3 separate regions of the Homo sapiens genome follow, and regions 1 and 3 are each linked to region 2. The links are chromatin loops, found by intact Hi-C in ENCODE. Cell type or tissue: OCI-LY7. All regions are shown on one strand. Region 1 has its middle 86 kb from the start of LINC00906. Region 2 has its middle 140 kb from the start of ERVE-5. Region 3 has its middle 100 kb from the start of ERVE-5.

Evidence for each region. Hi-C counts contacts between places; a loop is a spot of excess contacts. Peaks named below come from ENCODE experiments on the same cell type or tissue, not always from the same donor. Only the 100,000 strongest peaks of a DNase experiment are listed, where the experiment ranks them.
Region 1: a loop joins it to region 2, with 7 times the contacts of the local background. A loop is called at or near these places in 61 of 110 quality-filtered maps.
Region 3: it touches region 2 in a loop (10-fold over the local background); 72 of 110 quality-filtered maps call a loop at or near these places.

What each region holds. Positions count from the first base shown.
Region 1 is chr19:28,878,081-28,880,580 of GRCh38, reverse strand. No RefSeq gene overlaps it. Among named protein-coding and RNA genes, the nearest start is that of LINC00906, 86 kb to the left of the region's middle. In OCI-LY7, CTCF peaks have their summits at 1,021 and 1,222 (motif pointing right); a DNase peak (open chromatin) is centred at 1,230.
Region 2 is chr19:28,464,994-28,467,493 of GRCh38, reverse strand. It overlaps the pseudogene LOC100420587. Among named protein-coding and RNA genes, the nearest start is that of ERVE-5, 140 kb to the left of the region's middle. In OCI-LY7, CTCF peaks have their summits at 983 and 1,192 (motif pointing left); a DNase peak (open chromatin) is centred at 1,173; H3K27ac peaks cover 441 bases.
Region 3 is chr19:28,709,562-28,712,061 of GRCh38, reverse strand. It overlaps the pseudogene LOC100420587. Among named protein-coding and RNA genes, the nearest start is that of ERVE-5, 100 kb to the right of the region's middle. In OCI-LY7, CTCF peaks have their summits at 1,344 and 1,554 (motif pointing right); a DNase peak (open chromatin) is centred at 1,561.

The DNA.
Region 1 (2,500 bases), 410 kb before region 2:
GAAGAAATATTTGAGTGTCTTATCTACGCCCTAGCACTGTGCCCAGTGCTAAGTATCCAGTGATAAGGTTAAAACAACAAACTTACAACCAGTATGGAGAACAGTTTGGAGGTTCCTCAAAAAGCTAAAAATAGAGCTACCATGTGATCCAGCAATCCCACTGCTGGGCATAGACCCCAAAGAAAGAAAATCAGGCTATTGATGAGATCTCTGCACTCCTATTTTTATTGCAGCACTGTTCACAATAGCCCAGACTTGGAAACAACCTGTCCACCAACAGATGAATGGATAAAAAACATGTGGTCCATGTACACAATGGAGTGCTTACTACTCAGCCATTAAAAAGAATGAGATTCTGTCATTTGCAACCACATGGATGGAACTGGAGGTCATTATGTTGAGTGAAATAAGCCAGGCACAGAAAGATAAACTTTGCCTGCTCTCACTTATTTGTTGGGGCTAAAAATGTAAAACAATTGAATTCACAGAGATAGAGAGCAGAAGGATGGTTACAGGGGCTGGGAAGGGTTGGGGGAGGGGAGAGTGTGCATGGTTAATGGGTATAAAAACATAGAAGGAATAAAATCTAGTATTTGATAGCACAACAGGGTGACTACAGTTAACAATCATTTATTGTACATTTCAAAATAACTAAGAGTATTTTGCTTATAACACAATGAAAGGTAAATGCTTGAGGTGATGGACACCCCACTTACCCTGATGGGATTATTATACACCGCATGCTTGTATATATGTGTGTGTATGTATGTATATGTATATATATATGTATATATATATGTATGTATGTATATGTATATGTGTGTATGTGTGTGTGTATATATATATATATATATATATATATATATATATATATGTATTTTTTTAAAACAGCCAAGTTCTTGTTTCCAGAAGGCAGCCCAGCTAAGGTGGAAACCAATAGAAGCACAGTGCACCTAGATCCACACTCTGCTGAGAGCTTCAGTGAAAGAGAACTGAGTGCCTGAGAAAGGCAACTAGGATTGGGATAATAATCAAATCCAGTTTGAGAAAAGAGAAGGGCGCTCCACACAGGTGGGAGAGAGGGAGTGCGTGGATGGAGCCGACCGTCTTACAGTCTTGGAGGAATTAAGGTATCACAGAGGTAGGGTCCAGCCACTTCAGTCCTTCCTAGAAATTTAATATATTTAATATGACTATAGCTCAAAAGCCCACCAGGGGGCGATGCAGGACAACTTATTGCTTAGCGCTAGCAGGGCTACATCCATGATTTGTGTAATTCACAATGAGTGCCTTAAAACTCTGGGTGGGGTGAAAAACTCCTGAAAATTGGAGGCCCAGGGCAGTCCGATGATAATCCTAAATAACAGCTTGAAAGGGACTGAGCTAGGAGTCCAGCGACAGAGATTCTAGTTCCATTCAGCTCTTGCATTTATTTTTCCTATGGCATATTTCTTAATCCCCCCTAGACCTGGGTCCTCAAGGGTCAGAGGAGAGGAGTGGGCCAGCACATCCCTGAGCTTTTCCTGGTGCAGGCTCCTGCCTGTGCTGCTGGGAGTGCAGTGATGTCTGTGGAGCTGTAGAGGGAAGAGGCGCTCCCGCGCTGAGTCTACAGGTGCTGTTTGCTCCAGTGAGTTTGAGAGGTTTTCTAAGGAGACAGACACATGGCTTTGGAAATTAACACTTTAGTTTTTTATTTTTATTTTTATTGTTAAATAGAGATTGGGTCTCACCATGTTGCCTAGGTTGGTCTCAAACTCTTGATTTCAAGTGATCCTCCCTCCTTGGCCTATCAAAATGCTAGAATTATAGACTTGAGCCACCACACCTGACCAGAAATCAACAATTCAACCTGTGGTTTTAGAAAAGGTCTGAAGCACATCACTGGCATCCTTTCCTCCGACCCTCTCCCCGTTGTGCCAGCCTCACCCTGTCTTCTCCCTCATCCCATATTCCTCACCAGGTGACAGGGGAGCGGGAGGCACGGCTTAGAAGCCCAGAGCCTGGAGTTCAGATCCAAGATTTCCAGAGACTCGGGGAGGGCTTCTAAGTCCCCTGACCAGCAGCAGGAAAAAGGGCCCAGTCTGTGGCCATGGTTCCTTCCTCAGGCAGGAACATCCAGGTCATGTTCTCCACCCTTCAGAGAGCTGCCAGAAGCCCATCCCAGGTGGGCCTCCTACCCCTAACTAACTGCAGTCCTGCAGCTGCCCAAAAGCTTGAGCCAACATTTGCTGTGTGGAAGAGGAATCCTAATTCAAAAAGAAGTTAAGGGCAGAGAAGGCCGTTTTCTGTGGAGAGCTCCCCCCTCTCCAAAACATCCCCCAGTAGGTTGGCCACCAGTCACCTCACCATCTGATGGACAAATGAGTTTTGGAAGACAGGCTGGTTAATCTCATTTACAATAGCAAATTAATTCCTGCTGGGGCCATACAGAGCCAGTTTCAGAGGGACGTTTTTACAAGTGTCTGCTCCACTCTATGGGGCATGGTTAGCAGACAGCTGC
Region 2 (2,500 bases):
GACACCTGTGAGTGTCAAAGGATGCCCTAGGTCTGTGGACATGGAGGCTCTATAAGGCGAATATAATAACAGCAGTACAGGCGCCCCTAGGCTGAGTGCTTCCTCACTGGTATTGTTTGCTAATTGTTTCTGGAGGTGACTAAGGATGGATGGCAATAAAAGTTTGGGGGAATGTATTTTTGATTGACCCCAAAATGGTTTTGCTGTTAAATGAGGTGAGCATAATGTAGGGTTTATTCTCCTCAGGAGGACTCTATAGATTTTCATATCCCATTTACATCAATAGCAGGATAATTTATCTTGATTACAGGGAATACTGAGGGAAGTAATTGTCATGTGCTGCTTATTATAGTGCTTCCAAATAAATCCCAAACTCCACGATATAGAGGTTTTAAAACCAGCCACAGGGCGTGCACGATGGCATTGGTTTCAATAATCAATAGTAAATGATCCATGAATCAGAGATGCTTTCTTAGAGTGATCATAATGGCTTCTATTCCTTTCCTTTCCAGCTCATTAACGATCAGCTTTTAAAAACATGTCCAACCTGGGTGGCACTTTCATAGGGAGGAGCTGCCGCCTGTGTGTCAGAGCCCGGAGTACTGGGTGACCGCAGGCCAGATGCACAGCCAGGAACTCCGCCCAAATCAATGGCCTCCTGTACATTTTAGGTAACACCTCCTAACCTGTGTTTTGGTCTTTTGTTTTGTCAGGATAGCCACTGAGCAAGCCTGTAAGGCTATTGGTCTGCCCATTCTGGTTTCTTCACCAATGAGAAAACTGGGACCTGGGGAGTTTGCAGAAGCCATCCAAGGGCACCTGCTTCTCACAGCACAGCAGCTTCCTGCAGCCCTCCCTCCTGTCTTGTTTCTCCCTTAATTGAGAGGAGAGGCCAGAACCAGATGCAGGCAGTTCCAACAGTAATGAATTGCTCTAAGGTGTGGATCCAAGAACCGGTGACAAGGTCAGGAAATTCCATCCCGGGACACTGACCCAACTAAGAGACTGTGCATGATGGCTAAGTTCAGAGCTCTGAGGAGATGGTAAAACTCATTTGCAACGAAACAAGATATTTTCCAACTCTGCAGCCAGGTGAGTAGGGTGTTTGCTTTATTGGAAATTGGTTTCTGAAATATTTGGCGGAGGAGGCTGTGAAAGGTGTTGGCAGATGTCAAACAGCACCCCCTGGTGGAATGCAGTGGCCCTGAGTCTTGGTCTGGCAGCCTTTTTTTTTTTTCAATTGTGTAAATTTAAGATGCACAACAAGATGTTTTGATATACATATTTATAGTGAAGTGATTATTTACAGATGACCAATTTAACATATCCATCTCCTTCTATAGTTTCCTTGAGTGTGTACACACTAACAGCACCTAAAATCAACTCTTTCAGTAAATTTTCAATATACTCTACAATATTAGTAAGTGTAGTCCTCTTGCTGTACATTAGATCCCCAGACTTATTCATCCTACATAACTGCAAGTTTGCACTCTTTAACCTACATCTCCCCACCATTTCCTTGCCTTCCCTACCCCTGGGAGCCACTTTTCTTCTATTCTGTTTCTTCCTTCTTCCTTCATTCTTGTTTCTTCCTTCTTCCTTCTTCTCTCCTTCTCCTTCTTGTTCTTCTTCTTCTACTACTTCTTCCTCTTCTTTTTTTCTTCCTCCTCTTCTTCCTCCTCCTCCTCTTCTTCTTCTTCTTTTTCAGACTCCACACCTCAGTCGACTCCACATCTCAATGAGATCATGCAGTATTTCCTGTGCCTGACTTACCTCACTTAGCATAATGTCCTCACCCAGTCTGGCATCAGGCTGCAGCCAGCTCTGCCAGCAGGGCCAGGGGCCTAGATGGACAGCTGGTCAGGGAAGCCTGCTGGATGCCCCCTTCCCCTCAGCTGCACCTGGGCCCCAGGGGCTCTGGCCTCTCCTGGGGGATCCCATCTCATTCAACCCATGAGCAGTGGAGGAGGTGGTGCAGTGAGCCAGGAGAGTGTTCCAGTCATTTTGACTCATAACTTACACATTCTTGTCCAGCACCTCCTGTGCCTGCCCTGCATCCTCTCAGCCCCACCTCTGACTCCAGCCACAGCTCAGACACGTGCTCTGTGGGCTTTCGCCTGCTTCCCATGGACAGTGGCTCACCCCAAAATACGCTTTCTCTGAGGGCTTTGGAGAGACAGGGGGATCCCATCATGAGGAGTGCTGGAAGAGGTCTTTGTGCAGCCCCAGTGCTCCTGCTTGGTGGCCCCTCAACCCTCCCACTGTTCCTCCACTCTCCCATGTTAGGGCCCCTTCTCTTTGGGCCCCCATTCAAATCTTCATATATATATATATATATATATTTATATTTATATATATTTATATTTATATATTTATATATATATATATATATTTTTTTAATTCATCAGGGCTCTTGGCTGTTACTTCCCTCTGGCCTGGCCAGAGACTCACTTATGTGATCTCATGAAGATTGGCCCATCATGCTCAGCCACCTTCCGGC
Region 3 (2,500 bases), 240 kb before region 2:
TTTAGAGCTACATACTAAAAATTTGTGAATGATTTGATACATCTGAGATTTGCTTCAAAATAAGCCAGGGTCAGGATGATGAGAGGAGAGGAGCAGAGGGTAGGTTGGTGAGGTAGAGATGAAATAAGATTTCTCCCAAGTGGGTAATTCTTGAAGTTGGCTGATGGATACATGATATTCATGATACTATTTTATCTGTTGTATGTTTAGAATTTTTTGTAATAAAAATTTGTTAAAGTGCTTAGAGAGCTTTAAAAAACATGTGAATGCTAACCCCCTTCCCTCCGCAGATATCTGATTTATTGGTCTGGGATAGGGAATCAATTTTTTAAAGTATCCCGGGGGACCCTAATGTGCAACCAGGGTTGAGAACTGCTGCTTTATATTATGTCCCTAGATGATCTCATTTACTGCTTTAAAACTATTAATATGCTGACACCTCCCAGATTTATGTCTCTAGCCCTGACCTTTCCCTGGATCTCTGGGCTTGTATATTTCTCTGTACATTTGACGTCATTACTGGGAGGTCAGATAGGCATCTCAGCCTGAACATGGCAAAGACACAACTCTTCATTTTGAACCCCAAACCTGTTTCTCTCCCAGTGTTTTCTATCTCAACAAATGGAACTACTACCTGCCCAGTTAGAGATGGTCAATAAATACTACTTCTGATAAAAAGAAAGTTTTAAAAAAATGAGTGTTATAGAAAAACCCCTCTAGCTGATTCAAAGAAGGTCTTTATCTTGTGTGACTCAACTGATAACCATAGCAAATATGCAGCATTCTCTGAGATATGAGAATTGCTTTGATTTATTCTTTAGCTCTCATCCCTCCAGAATCCTAACATTTGGAGCCAGTGATTAAATTTGAATGATATTAAGTTATTTTTCAGGTTTTTCTACCAGAACATTTGGAAGAGTTGGGATGAAGAAAAGGATGATGCATATGATTGTTTTGTCAGACGTGTTAAACCTCAATTGAGATTGTGTTTATTACTGACCTTGTACATATTGAAAAAATAGTTACCATGGCTTAATTTTACCTTTGTGAGACACACACATGCGCAATGCACGCACACACACACATACACACACACATACACACGCACATACTCTTACTCCAAGGGCCTATAGACAGAAATAGACCAATATACAAATAGTGCAGCCCCTTTTCAAGTTATTAAATGAAACGAACAAGTGCAGAGAAACCTGCTTTAACTGTTTATAAACTAAGCCTAAAATCAGGAGGTTTGTGAACATCTATTTAATGACAATTGTTTGAAAAACAAAGAACTTATTTGCATTATAGAGACTTTTTTGCTTGAAACTTAAATAATACTTTTTTTTTAAAGTATATGGCTTTACTCTAAGTTCCTATAGTAAAACATACTAGGTTAAACTAACAGATGAATCAAAAATACCTAAACGCATTCTTCTAATTTATCATATTTTGACAAGGAAAAGCTTTTCCGTTCAAAAATACCAAAATTAATCATGCAACCTAAATTAAGTAGTTGTTCTATGCTGATCTTGTTACATGCGACACTTATCTTTCCACTAGATGGTGCTGTAAGACCAGTAATTTTCTCCTGTATTCCTGAGCAGTAAATTAACAGGCAATGCTGCAATAAAATTAGAACTCACACTAAAAAGAATTGTAGAAGGTAATTTGTTTTTCCTATGTGAAAGATGATTTGACATTATATAAGACAAGGCCTTTACATTTTCATGCAGTTTGATTTGATTTAGTAAGTTTCTCTTGGTTTAAATAGTAAATAATAACAAAATTTTTTAAAAAATGAAAATCTGGTTAATGGTTCTACCTGGTTTACAATTATGTATGTCTGATTTCAGCTTTCATAAGTTGACTGTGATTTCTACCTTTCTAATTTTTCTATTGTGCATTTCCTATTTTTCTATAGTGTGTTCAGTACAATCCCAGAACATCAAAAAGCTTGAATATTTTCTAGGTTTGATACACTTGCTCTTAAAGAGCAGTGATTGGTTTTGATTGAAGTAGAATGTAATGGTAGGTAAATATAATGCATATCTGGCAAATTTGATCTGTATGTGGACAAAAAAAATTGTATTCTGATTTGAGAGCCTTGCATGTGTGGACAAGTAATGATCTCCATACATGCCTTGTACATCACTGGCAGATGGGACAGCATAAGGGAGGAATTGTCTTTAGTTACGGAGAAGAAACTGTGGCACTTGATGGAGAAACTGGAATGTTATCACATGTATGCAGACTCTAAAAAGGTTCCTGGGCTAAGATAGGAGTAGAGCTATCAGCAGGCAAGATCAAATCACTGTCTTGATTTTGCACCATGTGGCAAATATTTTTCCTTTCTAATTCAAAACACACTACTTCAGAACTTAGGGGTCTGAAGATGATGTTGGTTCACTGGTTCTAGACTGTAAAGTATCAATCTAATGAGAAGAAATAAGCTAACTTGCATGGATATTGGAAATGCTAAGAAACTTATTTTAAAATTTTA